2 separate regions of the Homo sapiens genome follow, and region 1 is linked to region 2. Evidence: read pairs that join two places in POLR2A ChIA-PET (ENCODE). Cell type or tissue: PC-9. All regions are shown on one strand. Each heading gives the region's core, and the rest is flanking DNA. Links, peaks and the distances in the headings are about the cores only. Region 1 has its middle 6.6 kb from the start of MKRN1. Region 2 overlaps DENND2A (DENN domain containing 2A).

Region 1 (6,974 bases), core at 895-5,894, 140 kb before region 2:
CTTCTGGCCAGGCGTGGTGGCTGACGCCTGTAATCCCAGCACTTTGGGAGGCAGAGTTGGGCGGATTGCATGAGGTCAGGAGTTCGAGACCAGCCTAGGCAACATAGAAAAACCCCCGTGTCTACTAAAAATACAAAAATTAGCTGGGCTTGGTGGCGTGTGTCTGTAATCCCAGCCTGGCCAATATAGTGAGACCTTATCTCTAAACAAAATTAAAAATTAACTACACTTTACTTTTCATAGTTTTAGAAGTAATCCAGGCCGGGTGTGGTGGCTCACACCTGTAATCCCAGCACTTTGAGAGGCCTAGGCGGGCGGATCACGAAGTCAAGAGATCGAGACCAGCCTGGCCAACATGGTGAAAACCTGTCTCTACTAAAAATTCAAAAATTAGCTGGGTGTGGTGGCGCACGTCTGTAGTCCCAGCTACTTGGGAGGCTGAGGTAGGAGAATCTCTTGAACCCGGGAGGTGGAGGTTGCAGTGAGCCAAGATCAAGCCACTGCACTCCAACCTGGACACCAGAGTGAGACTCTGTCTCAAAAATAAATAAATTAATTAATTAAACTTCTTTGACGTATTTTAAGATACCACTTCATAATAAAAAAGAAAAAAAACAAATAAGATACCTCTTTGGAAGGGTTGGAAATACAAGAATAGAAGGAAAGCTGTCTTTTGTGGGAAAGATTTGCATCTGCAGAGAAAATCTACACTGAGGCAGCCCGGCTTTCTTTGGAGCCCTCCCTTCCCCAGATCTAGGAAACATTAGCTGAGAGTCTGACAACGTTTGAAGCCTGAAGGAAACATTTACTACCTATTGTGTCTCTGAAGGCTGCTACCTGCATGGTTTCAATGACCTAACAAGACCACTGTGGCTAGCCAGGCTTCTGCTTCTCTCCATCCCATAACTGCTGGCCACCATATGATTTACCCTTATATCCTGTTTTGGGATATGTTCCCCATTCTTTCAGTAACCTCAAGATGGAATATGAGCTTGCCCTCCCCGTTGAGGGGTTGGGATCATCACTCTCTTGTTCTCCCTGTGCACATTAATAAATGTGTATGCCTTTTCATCAATAATCTGCCAGGGTTTTTGTTTGTTTCTTTGTTTGTTTTGTTTGTTTTGAGACAGGGTCTCGCTCTGTTGTGTAGGATTAAGTGCAGTGGTGCAATCTCAGCTCACTGCAATCCCCACCTCTCGGGCTCATGCGATCCTCCTTCCTCAGTCTTCCATGTAGCTGAGACCACAGGCACACACCCTTACGTCCAGCCAATTATTGTATTTTTGGTAGAGACAGGGTTTCGCCATGATGTCCTAGCTGGTCTCGAACTCCTGGGCTCAAGCAATCCTCTTGTCTTGGCCTCCCAAAGTGCTAGGATTACAGGCTCTTGGAGGACTGGGATCTTTGCAGAGATGTATCCCAAGTACCTAGAATAGTGTCTGGCATATAGTAGGTGCTCAATCTCTGACGTTATCAAAATTACCCAGCAATACTATGCCTTGGCTCACCATCCATACCAAACAAAAATAACAACATGTTGTATTAAAAGGAAACAAAAGCCATCTCTCCTTTAGTGTGCTGGGGTAAACATGCAGCAAAAGGGCAATTCGTTCATTTCTTTCCTACCAAACTATTTATTAGGGACCCTACTGTGCCAGCACTACACAGCCAGGTGATTTTTGTTGCTATTGTTGTTGTGTATGTGTATGTGTTTGTGGGATGGAATCTCGCTCTGTCGCCCAGACTGGGGTGCAGGTGCGATCTCGGCTCACTGCAATCTTTGCCTCCTGGGTTCAAGTGGTTCTTCTGCCTCAGCCTCCCGAGTAGCTGGGACTACAGGCGCCCACCACCATGCCCAGCTAATTTTTGTATTTTTAGTAGAGATGGGGTTTCACCACGTTGGCAAAGATGGTCTCGAACTCCTGACCTCAAGTGATTGGTCCACCTCAGCCTCCCAAAGTGCTGGGATTACAGGCATGGGCCCTGCCCATGTTTTTGTTTGTTTTTTTAATAGAAATCAGGCTGGTCTTATCTCCCCTTCCCTCCCCAGGCCTTGGCCTCCCAAGGTGCTGGGATTATAGCCTTGAGCCACCATGCCTGGCCCAGGTTCTTAATTGTAGGCAGAGTAAAGGCTTGGTGTGACGTGAGGGTACCCAGAACTTTCTCCAATTACTAATGCCTTCTCAGATGCCAGAGTCCAGAGGGGGGTGCCTGTATGCTGGGAAGGACTCCAGTAGGAGCAGAAGATCTTTGCCTCATCCATCTCTACTGACTGGGGTTAAGGCCAGTGAAGGAACACAGGAAACTTCACCCCAAAATGTGACTCCCTGGTATAATGAGTGTTTTGAATAAAATGCCCTAGAGATCAACAGGGTTAGAAGAGGCTTCCTCAATCTACATAAAGACCCAAGGACCCTCCAAGAACAATTGTTCTTCCTCCCCCTGTCTATTATCTTATGATCTTTTGCAGGAAGGAAGACCAAGAATGTAATCACATCAGAACAAATTCTTTTACAAGACAATGTGTGTCTTTCAGGCTCATTCAGTTTCCAAAGAGAACCATTTACAAGTTAGTCTCTGTTCCCTTATCCGTTCATTCTGCCTTGTAATCATTTATTGCCCCTTAACAGAACTACTGTTTTTCTGATCTCTCCCTCCCCTCTGAAATAAGGCTATACAACTATCTGGGCCCCACTGGGATATTGGGTAATTACTGTGTCATTCGCCCCACCCATACCCCGTGCATGTTAATAAATGTGTGTGCCTTTTCTCTATTAATCTGCCTTTGTCAGTTGATTTTTCAGCAGGGACACTTGGTAGAGAAAGGAGGAATAACGAGGCGGTGGTGGGTATCTGCTTCACAACTTTGCATGAAACTATAGTCATTTTCAGAGTGTGGTGATCATACTTAGAACAAAAGTTGCATGGCTTGGCAAGGAGTGTTCAATAGAACTAGTCAGGATAACAGAAAAGTTAAAATCATGACTATGCAGGAAATCTGAGCTATATAGGAGTCACATGGGCACTTTTGTTCCTGCACATAGTGGCTGTGTGGCATTGGGCAAATTACCACCTCAGTTTCCTTGTTGATGAAATAAAGCCAAAACACACCGGGCGTGGTGGCTCACGCCTGAAATCCCAGCGCTTTGGGAAGCCTAGCCAGTCGTGTAACCACCCAAGGAATTCACCTTGCCCGCTGCCTAGACAGAGCCAATTCATGAAGACGGGAATTACAACAGAGAAAGAGTAATTCATGCAGAGCCAGCTGTCCGGAAGACCAGAGTTTTATTATTACTCAACTCAGACTCCTGGAGCATTCAGAGAGCAGAGTTTTTAAGGATAACCTGGTGGGGCGGGGGAAGGGGGAAGCCAGTGAGCCAGGAGTGCTGATTGGTTGGTCAGAGATGAAATCCTAGGAATCAGAGCTGTCTTCTTTTGCTGAGTCAGTTCCTGGGTGGGGGCCACAAGATCAGATGAGCCAGTTTATTGATCTGGGTGGTGCCAGGTGATCCATCAAGTGCAGGGTCTGCAAAATATCTCAAGCAATGATCTTTTTTTTCTTTTTTTCACCAAGGCTGGAGCGCAATGGCGCTATCTCAGCTCACTGCAACCTCCGCCTCCCGGGTTAAAGCAATTCTCATGCCTCAGCCTCCCGAGTAGCTGGGACTACAGGTGCCCGCCACCACGCCTGGCTAATTTTTGTATTAGTTTTTTCCAAGACGGAGTCCCACTCTGTTGCCCAGGCTGGAGTGCAGTGGCACAATCTCGGCTCACTGCAACCTCTGCCTCCCAGGTTCAAGCGATTCTTTTGCCTGGGATTCTCTTTCCTGGGAGCAGCTGGGATTACAGGCACCCGCCACCACGCTGGGCTAATTTTTTTGTATTTTCAGTAGAGACGGGGTTTCGCCATGTTGGCCAGGCTGGTCTTGAACTCCAGACCTCAGGTGATCAGCTCACCTGGGCCTCTCAAAGTGCTGGGCACCAATCTTAGGAGAAGTTTAGGGAGGGTCAGAATCTTGCAGCCTCTAGCTGCACGACTCCTAAACCATAACTTCTAATCTTGTGGCTAATGTTAGTCCTACAAAGGCAATCTAGTCCCCAGCCAAGAAGGAGGTCTGCTTTCGGAAAGGGCTGTTATGGTCTTTGTTTAAACTATAAAGTATAAACTAAGTTTCTCCCAAAGTTAGTTCAGCCTACACCCAGGAATGAAAAAGGACAGCTTGGAGGTTAGAAGCAAGATGGAGTCAGTTAAGTTAGATCTCTCTCTGTTTCAGTCATAATTTTGCAAAGGTGGTTTCAGTTGGATCACTTGAGGTCAGGAGTTCAAGATCAGTCTGGCCAACATGGTGAAACCCTGTCTCTACCAAAAATACAAAAATGAGCCAGACATGGTGGTGTGTGTCTGTAGTCCCAGCTACTCAGGAGGCTGAGGCAGGAGAATCACTTGAACCTGGGAGGCAGAAGTTGCAGTGAGGCAAGATAACGCCACTGCACTCCAGCCTGAAGGACAGAGCAAGACTCCATCTCACACACACAAAAAAGAAAAGAAATAAAGCCAAAAGCAAAAAACAAACAAACAAACAAAAAGCCACACACAAAAAAACCTTCCTTGTAAATATTAAAGGAGTTAATGGATGCAAAACTCAAAGGACATTCACTTCATTTAATAACTGCTAGATATAGGCTGGGCGCGGTGGCTCATGCCTATAATCCCAGCACTTTGGGAGGCCAAGGCGGGCAGATCACAAGGTCAGGAGATCGAGACCATCCTGGCTAACATGGTGAAACCCTGTCTCTACTAAAAATACAAAAAATTAACTGGGCATGGTGGCATGCGCCTATAGTCCCAGTTACTCAGGAGGCTGAGGCAGGAGAATCGTTTGAACCTGGGAGGCAGAGGTTGCAGTGAGCCAAGATCATGCCACTGCACTCCAGCCTGGCGACAGAACAAGACTCTGTCTCAAAACAAAACAAAACCTATTAGATATGTGTTTGCTATTGTTTTAATTGCTGTTGTTACATGACATTAGAATAGGGTTGTCAAACTTAGCAAATAAAGATGTAGAATAGCAGGTGACCCTGGCTCATGTCTGTAATCCCAGCCCTTTGGCAGGCTGAGGCAGGAGGATCACTTGAGGCCAGGAGTTCTAGACCAGCCTGGGCAACATAGTGAGACCTCTATCTCTACAAAATAAAAATTAAATTTAAAAATTAAAAGAAAATCTGGATGCCAAGTTAAGTTTGAATTTCAGCTAAATAATCAGTACTTAGTATAAATATATTCCAAATATGACATGAGATATACTTAAAAATTATTCATTGTTTATCTGAAATTAAAATATAACTAGTGTGTTGGCTTTGCACAGTGGCTCATGCCTGTAATCCCAGCACTTTGGGAGGCCAAGGTGGGTGGAACACTTGAGGTCAGGAGTTTGAGACCAGCACGGCCAACATGGTGAAACCCCCATCTCTACTAAAAATACAAAAAAATTTAGCTGGTCATGGTGGTGATGCATGCTGTAATCCCAGCTACTCAGGAGGCTGAGGCACCAGAATCACTTGAACCCTGGAGGCAGAGGTTGCAGTGAGCCAAGATCACGCCACTGCACTCCAGCCTAGGCCACACAGCAAGACTCCGTCTCAAAAAAAAAAATACACGTAGTGTTAAAGGAAAATAAATGTTGGGGCCTGTAAATTACTAAGCTAAAGGGAAAAGTCAAGCTGGAAACTTCTCAGGGCCAAACTGTCTCCCATTCTATTCAAAGTCACCCCTCTGGTGACTGAGATAAACGCATATCTGATTGCCTCCTTTGGAGAGGCCAATCAGAAACTCAAAAGAATGCAACCATTTGCCTGTTATCTACCTATGACCTGGAAAACTCCTCCCGGCTTGGAATCTTCCCTTTTTTGGCTTCAAGTTGTCCTGCCTTTCCAGACTGAACCAATGTTCATCGTGCATATGTTGATTGACGGCTCATGTCTCCTTAGAATGTATAAAAGCAAGCTGTGATCTGACCACCTTGGGCACATGTAATCAAGAACCTCCTGAGGCTGAGTACAGTGGCTTATGCCTGTAATCCCAGCACACTGGGAGGCCGTGGTGGGCAGATTACTTGAGGTCAGGAGTTCCAAACCACTCAGGCCAACATGGTGAAACTCCATCTCTACTAAAAATACAAAAATTAGCCGGGCATGGTTGTGTACACCTGTAATCCCAGCTGCTTGGGAGGCTGAGGCAGGAGAATCACTTGAACCCTGGAGGTGGAGGTTGCAGTGAGCTAAGATCATGCCATTGCACTACTGCCTGGGGGACAGAGTGAGACTCTGTCTCAAAAAAATTAGCTGGGCGTGGTGGGGCACACCTGTAATCCCAGCTTCTCCACCACACTCCAGCTTGGTCAGCAGAGCGAGACTCCATCTCAAAAAAACAAAAACAAAAACAAAAACTAAAAACACCTCCTGAGGTTATGTCACAGATGCACATCCTTATATAAGAACCACACTTGATTTTCAAAGGCCTTACATCTACATTATCTAGTTTGGGTCCCACAATGGCCTTTAGAAGTAGGAGAAGTACAGAGTACTTTGCCATTTTAAGGCCCGGAAAATGAGGTTGTCGAGTCATGCACAAATGTTGCCTGTAATCACATAGCCCATAAGTGAGCTTGGAGCTTGAGGAATTTAAACTTCTGCTTTATTGCTTCCCTGAGCTGGTGCTGGAGGTTAGGCCTTGCCCTAAAGGAGTTTTTCCTTTGAAAGAAAAGGCTACGGCCAGGCGCGGTGGCTCACGCCTGTAATCCCAGCACTTTGGGAGGCCAAGGCGGGCGTATCACGAGGCTAGGAGATCGAGACCATCCTGGCTAACACGGTGAAACCCCATCTCTACTAAAAATACAAAAACAAAATTAGCTGGGTGTGGTGGTGGGGGCCTGTAGTCCCAGCTACTCAGAAGGCTGAGGTGGGAGAATGGCATG
Region 2 (6,974 bases), core at 983-5,982:
GCTGGAGCTGAGTAAACTTTGGCTGCTAAGTAAACTAAAGCCCCCATTAGGTTTGCCTCTAGCCTGGCCCAGGAAGTTTGGTGTGAACTGATCATTCTCTGCATTATGGAGGTCACAAGAGCAGCCCTCAAGAAGTCCCTCTCCGGCTGGGTGTGGTGGCTCACGCCTGTAATCCCAGCACTTTGGGAGGCTGAGGCGGGCAGATTACCTGAACTCAGGAGTTCGAGACCAGTCTGGCCAAAATGGCAAAACCAAAATTAGCCAGGTGTGGTGGCGGGTGCCTACAATCCCAGCTACTTGGGAGACTGATGCAGAAGGATTGATTGAACCCGGGAGGCAGAGGTTGCAGTGAGCCAAGATCATGCCACCGCACTCCAGCCTGGGCGACACAGCGAGGCTCTATCTCCAAAAAAAAAAAAAAAAAAAAGTCCCTTTCCCTCCCAGAGGAGACTGTCATGACACTGAAGGTGCTAGGAACATCTTAGTAAGGCTGTAGTCAGGAGACCTAACCTTTCTGAGGACCTAAAGAGCGTATGGAGGGCTGGGTGCGGTGGTTCACGCCTGTAATCCCAGCACTTTGGGAGGCCGAGGCGGGCAGATTACGAGGTCAGGAGTTCGAGACCAGCCTGGCCAACATGGTGAAACCCCGTCTCTACTAAAAATACAAAAATTAGCCAGGCATGGTGGCGGGCGCCTGTAATCCCAGCTACTCGGGAGGCTGAGGCAGGAGAATCACTTGCACCCAGGAGGCACAGGTTGCAGTGAGCCGAGATCATGCCACAGCCTGGGTGACAGAGCAAGACTCCGTCTAGAAAAAAAAAAAAAAAAGAGCATATGGAAAGTGTCACAACAGGAAGATCTGCTGAACCCTTGAATTTAAATAGGCCACAGTATCAAAAGGTGTATAATTTTCCTCCTCGCTTGCTTCCTTCCTTCCAATAAAACCCTACTGAAAAAACTCTGGCCTTATATTGACATGGATGAAGGAGAAATTTCTGTGGGAAATTAAAAATAAATGGCAGGTATACCTTCTTCAGTTCTTGTTTGGATCTACAATCTAGCAGAAAGTCCATCTCACATCCCTATTTCCACACCTAACGCCCCGGCAGGGCCATATGTGAGTGAAAAACATTTACGAGAGGCTGCAGAGTCCGGATGAGCAGAAGGAGGAGCTGAGCTGACAGGAGGAATGGGATGATCGAATCCTTTTCCCATCCCCTGGTCTATTTATAGAGTCATCTGCCTTCAGGAAATGCTGAGCCCCTTCTCCCAGGACCCTGTTGGGAGTGACGCCTGTGCTGGCTGACCCAGCCTTCCACATCCTCCTCCTGGCCTCAGCAGCTCTCCCCTTGTGATCCAGTGGGTTACTGGGAACCCAGCCTGTAAATGACAGTGCTTCTCAGAGGTCCCAGTCTAGTGAGGAAATTCAAGGAGGAAAGGCAAAACAACAACAACAACACAACAACAACAACAACAAACTTAATGATACTGGAAAAGCGCCTGGCACAGAGAGGCCCCTCAACACCAACACAGGGAGGGAACAGGTGGGACGCCAGGGCTGCAGGTGACAACACTGTGGCCCAGGGGGGTTTTGGCTCACCTAGCCTGTCACCTGGCCACATGGTGGCAGAGGTAGAAGCAGAACCCAGGGCTCCTGTTACCCTGTCTGGGGCTCATTCACCTCCTCACCCTCCTTTCCATTGCCTCAGGGGACTCAGGTTTCCATGGAGAAGCTGTCACAGGAGAACCTGGATCTGCTAGTTACACGTTCCATGTTCTTGAAGGCATTTCTTTTCCTTTTTTTTTTCTTAGCTGAAGAGCCACTTCTTCAGAAACCCAGAGAGATTTGTGAAGTTCGTGTTTCTGGTGATTGTTTTTTTTTTAGAAGTGAGAAATGTTCTTTGTTATTATTAGGCTGTTGAGAGATTTTGTTTTTCTTTGTTTTTTTTGTTTTTTTTTGTTTTTTTTTTTTTGCTTTTTGAGACAGCATCTCTCTCTGTTGCCAAGGCTGGAGCGCAGTGATGTGAATACAGCTTCGACCTTATGTCCAGCAATCTTCCTGCTTCTGCCTCCCAAGTAGCTGGAATGACAGGCGTGCACCACCACGCCCAGCCTGGAGATTTTTTAAAAAACAACAAAAAACAAAACACATTTGCCTTATAGCTACCAGATAACATTAGCCATGAGGCCAGGCACGGTGGCTCATGCCTGTAATCCCAGTACTTTGGGAGGCCGAGGCAAGCGGATCATCTGAGGTCAGGAGTTGGAGACCAGCCTGGCTAACATGGTGAAACCCTGTCTCTACTAAAAACACAAAAATTAGCTGGGCGTGGTGGTGCATGCCTGTAATCCAAGCTACTCAGGAGGCTGAGGCAGGAGAGTCACTTGAGCCCGGGACACAGAGGCTGCAGTGAGCCGAGATCGCGCCACTGCATTCCAGCCTGGGCGACAGAACGATACTCCGTTTCAAGAAAGAAAAAAAAAGAACAGTCTGGGTGCTGTGGCTCATGCCTGTAATCCCGGCACTTTGGGAGGCTGAGACAGGCAGATCACTTGAGGTCAGGAGTTTGAGACTAGCCTGGCCAACATGGTGAAACCCTGTCTCTATTAAAAATACAAAAAAATTAGCTGGACCTGGTGGCGTGTGCCTGTAAACTCAGCTTCTGTGGATGCTGAGGCAGGAGAATTGCTTGAATGCAGGAGGCAGCGTTTGCAGTGAGCCGAGATCATGCCATTGCACTCCAGCCTGCCAGACAGAGCGAGACTCCGCCTCAAAAACAAAAACAAAAAACAAAAACAAACAAAAAAACGAAAACAAAAAACATTAGCCATGGGCTCCTGCTGAATGCTTTTTCTTCTTTTATAAGAAAAGAAGAAAAAGTTGATGTTCTAACAAAATGTATATAACCTTGTGTTACGTCTTGTATGGTTGGCTTCAAATGTTATTTATACATTTTTTATTGAAGGTTTCACATATTTATGTTTTGACACCTCAAATTAAGCTGCAATGATGAATGAACAGCTGATACAAATTGAGCACTTACTATTCCCTAAGCAAGATTTTACACAGGTCATTTAGTTTAATGTTCACAGTAAGCTTACTATTGCCTCCCCTTCTCAGATGTGGACATTAAGGCCTGGAGGGATTAACTTTTCCCAAGGCTGCGTGGGTGCTGAATGCGTCAGGGTGTCTGACTCCAGGGTCCAGGTGCCTAACGCCTACAGGTCCACCTTGACGGCACCGTACGGGCCTTCCACTCCTCAATCCAGATTAGGAACTTGGGAAATAGTTATGATTTTATTTTATTCAAGCACCCAGTCTCCTCCCTTCCCCTTCTCCGTCCCCTGCACACCATGCATGCTGTGACACCGAGGCCCTGCCTGGCCAGATCCTCCACTTCCAGAGGCAGCCCTCAGGCTGCCATTTTGTGGCTTCTTTTCCCTCTGAAGGCTTTCCTGCTGTTGGTTTTGATCTGACCTCACTGGATAGTAATCCTGAGAATGGGAGGAAGGACCACCCGGTGTGATCTGTCCTGGTCTCTGAGCACCTGGACAGCCTCGGGGCCTGTGCCTCCCAGGGCTGGAGGCTCACGCTGCACCACTGAACAGCCCACTTGAATGGAATGCACCCGTAGGTCACGTTCGTTTGCTTGCTTCCTGGCACATCTCCCTCTCCAGCTGTGCTACCCGCAGAATCCTCTTTCCCACCTCCTTTCTCCCTCTTGCCTTCCTGTCCTCCTCTTCCTTTCCTCCCCTCAGACTCTTCCCACCCTCTTTTGCTGGCTTCTGTTCTTTCCATGAGCAGAGAGTTTCCAGGCCTGGCTCCCAGCCAGCACATTTGGACAAAAGGCAGCAATCTTAGAGGGAGACGTCATCTTCCATCCCCTTGCTTGGGGCCAGCACAAGAGAATGGAGCTGAGGCTACTCCTGCAGCTGCTCCCGGGTTCTGAGAAAAAGCTTGAGAGAGGGTTTATCATAAGGATTAAAAGCAAAGGGTTTGGAATCAGACAGACCCAGGTTTAAATTCCAGTGAACTTGGAGAGCTGCGGGACCTCGATCAAGATACATTTCTAAGCCTTAGTTCTCGCCTCTGTAAAATGGTGATAATGGTAGCACTTACTTTAAGAGACTGGTAAGGATTAGATGAAATTGCACCTGTAAAACATTCAGCACAGTGCATAGCCCAGAAAAAGCGCTCAGCAAATGTCTTCCATTATTCTAAGGTGAACTTAACCCTGCCAAATAATACTAATAAGTAATAATGCTCTAACATATTATTGTAAATATTTATTTATTTATTTTTAGTTTAGTTTAGTTTTTTGAGATGGACTCTTGCTCTGTCACCCAGGTTGGAGTGCAGTGGCACAATCTTGGCTCACTGCAACCTCCACCTCCAGAGTTCAAGCAATTCTTGTGCCTCAGTCTCCCGAGTAGCTGGGACTACAGGCGCACACCACCATGCCTGGCTAATTTTTTTTGTATTTTTGGTAGAGACGGGGTTTCACCATGTTGGCCAGGCTGGTCTCGAACTCCTGCCTGCCTGCCTTGGCCTCCCTAAGTGCTGGGATTACAGGTATGAGTCACTGCACCCGGCCTATTTTTATTTTTAATTTTATTTATTTATTTTTTTTTGAGATGAGATCTTACTCTGTCACCCAGGATGATTGCAGTGGTGCAATCACAGTTCACTGCAGCCTCAAACTCCCAAGCTCAAGCAGTCCTCCTGCCTCAGCCTCCCAATTAGCTGGGACCAAAGGCGTGCACTGCAACAACTGGCTAATTTTTTTTTTTGTAGAGACATAGAAACAGGGTTTTGATTTGTTGTGCGGGCTGGTCTCTAACTCCTGGGCTCATGCAATCTTCCCACCTCAGCATCCCAAACTGCTGGGATTACAGCTGTAAGCCACCATGCCCAGCATACATTAATTCTTTTTTTTTTTTAAGACAGAGTTTCACTCTTGTCCTCCAGGCTGGAGTGGTTCAAGCAATTTTCCTGCCTTGGCCTCCTGAGTAGCTGGAACTACAGGCGTGTACCACCATGCCCAACTAATTTTTGTATTTTTAGTAGAGATGGGGTTTCACCATGTTGGCCAGGCTTGTCTCGAACTTGACCTCAAGTGATCTGACAGCTTCGGCCTCCCAAAGTGCTGGGATTACAGGTGTAAGCCACTGTGCCTGGCCAGCATACATTAATTCTTAATGAATTAGTAATAACAGTACCATGTCCTCAACTCACCTGCAGGGCTGCTTACACAGCCTCATTTGTTTGCAAGTGTGGGTAAGCTCTAAACTACTCTCCAACATACAAGTGCTGTTATAATCTGTAAAAGCTGGTTTTGGAATTAGAAGGTGACCTGATCCCCTTCCCTTTGCAGCAGAAGTCAGGGTGCACAGTGACCTGTTAGTCCTCAGTTGCACTGGCTATGGTGCCAACTGTGAAAGTAAGGCGGAGGTCGCCCTCAGACCAGCGCAGCTTGCTCTGCCTGACCTGAGACCCTACTTCTGTTTGTTTCCTATCTGTGCCTGGTGTTTTGTACTCAGAAGTTGTGCAATGCCTGGAAATGTGCTCATTTTTATTTAGCTAACTTTCAAGATACGGGAAATCCCCTTTGGCCTAAAATTTCTTTCTTTTTTTTTTTTTTTTTTTTTGAGGTGGAGTCTTGCTCTGTCACCCAGGCTGGAGTGCAGTGGCGCGATCTCAGCTCACGGTAACCTCTGCCTCCCAGGTTCAAGGCATTCTCCTGCCTCAGCCTCCCTAGTAGCTGGAACTACAGGCATGCGCCACCACGCCCGGCCAATTTTTTTGTATTTTTAGTAGAGACGGGGTTTCACCATGTTGGTCAGGCTGGTCTCGAACTCCTGACCTCAAATGATCCGCCTGCCTCGGCCTCCCAAAGTGCTGGGATTACAGGCATGAGCCACTGCACCTGGCCTATAATTTCATTTAGTTAATCTGAGCCAGCATTGATCAGTTTAAAACTAATCAATATGATTAATCAGCAAGCTGGAGACAGTTCTCTTTGAGGTGCTATTGGGAATACACAAGTATAAAAAATGGTCCCTGCCCTCAAGCTAGAGATAAAAGATATAAACCCTATCAACCAAATGGCAATAAAAGATTGCAATTGTTCAAAACGGAAAGACAAGGTTGGTTCAGGGAATGCCTGACACGCCCTTAAACTCACAGAAAACTCAAGAGGAATCCATGAAGATCTATTTTTTCAAAGACAATTAGGACAACCAAAACAGAATGGTGTCTAGGGTGAAAGGCAGTATTCAAAATTAACCGCAGAGGTGTGCAGGAGCGCCATTAGAGACTGGGTGGAGGAATACATTCGAACACGGTGGCAAATGTTATGAAACAAATATAAACTGGAGAAATTTGGAGGAGGACAACGAAAGGGGAGCCAGGGACTGCTTCAAAGAGGTAGCGCCTGGTGGCCAAGAAAGACTCCATTGGATTCCAAGAGTTGGGGAAGGGAAAGTGCTCCTGAGGAGGCCAGTGCATGGAGTAAAGAACAAGGCAAAGCCTGCCCAGCATGAAGACCGCCTGCTAGGACAGGAGCACCAGGACTCACGTGGGAGCCAGGGAGAAGACGGACCCGGCAGCAGGCTAGATGTTGGGATGTTCTGAAATGAGAAAGAGGAGTGAAGGTTTGCTAACCCAGGGAAATAAGGAGGCCACAGAATGTAATGATAATATGTTCTCTTTTGGACACATTAAGGTGAGAGTGGTACATTCAAGAGGCAGTGAGAGGTAATGAGCTAACGGTCTTTATAAAGAACAACTCAGAGGTCCAGTTTGGGAGGGAGCGATGAAACTGAGCATGATGAACTGAGGGAGACAGTGAAGAGGGAGAAGGTAGTGAACAAGTGAGGCACGGGTTGCTCTTATGGTGCTCTTGTTACTTCACTCTCTACATGGTGTCTTTTATGTTTCTTTCTCTCTCTTTTTTTTTTTTTTTTTGAGATGG

The links. Peaks named below come from ENCODE experiments on the same cell type or tissue, not always from the same donor. Only the 100,000 strongest peaks of a DNase experiment are listed, where the experiment ranks them.
Region 1: POLR2A ChIA-PET joins it to region 2 with 6 read pairs; 6 of 35 experiments call an interaction of 5 or more read pairs at or near these places.

The regions. Positions count from the first base shown.
Region 1 is chr7:140,482,610-140,489,583 of GRCh38, forward strand. No RefSeq gene overlaps it. Among named protein-coding and RNA genes, the nearest start is that of MKRN1, 6.6 kb to the left of the region's middle. RefSeq lists an enhancer at 4,228-4,417. In PC-9, for the core only: no CTCF peak of the experiment used is centred there; a DNase peak (open chromatin) is centred at 3,112; H3K27ac peaks cover 2,228 bases.
Region 2 is chr7:140,622,909-140,629,882 of GRCh38, forward strand. The region is part of intron 1 of DENND2A (DENN domain containing 2A); the gene reads right to left. Among named protein-coding and RNA genes, the nearest start is that of DENND2A, 14 kb to the right of the region's middle. RefSeq lists a silencer at 1,541-1,835 and enhancers at 2,061-2,652, 3,243-3,834, 4,425-5,016, 5,017-5,606. In PC-9, for the core only: CTCF peaks have their summits at 1,579 (motif pointing right) and 5,373; DNase peaks (open chromatin) are centred at 1,703, 3,553, 5,243 and 5,553; H3K27ac peaks cover 4,883 bases.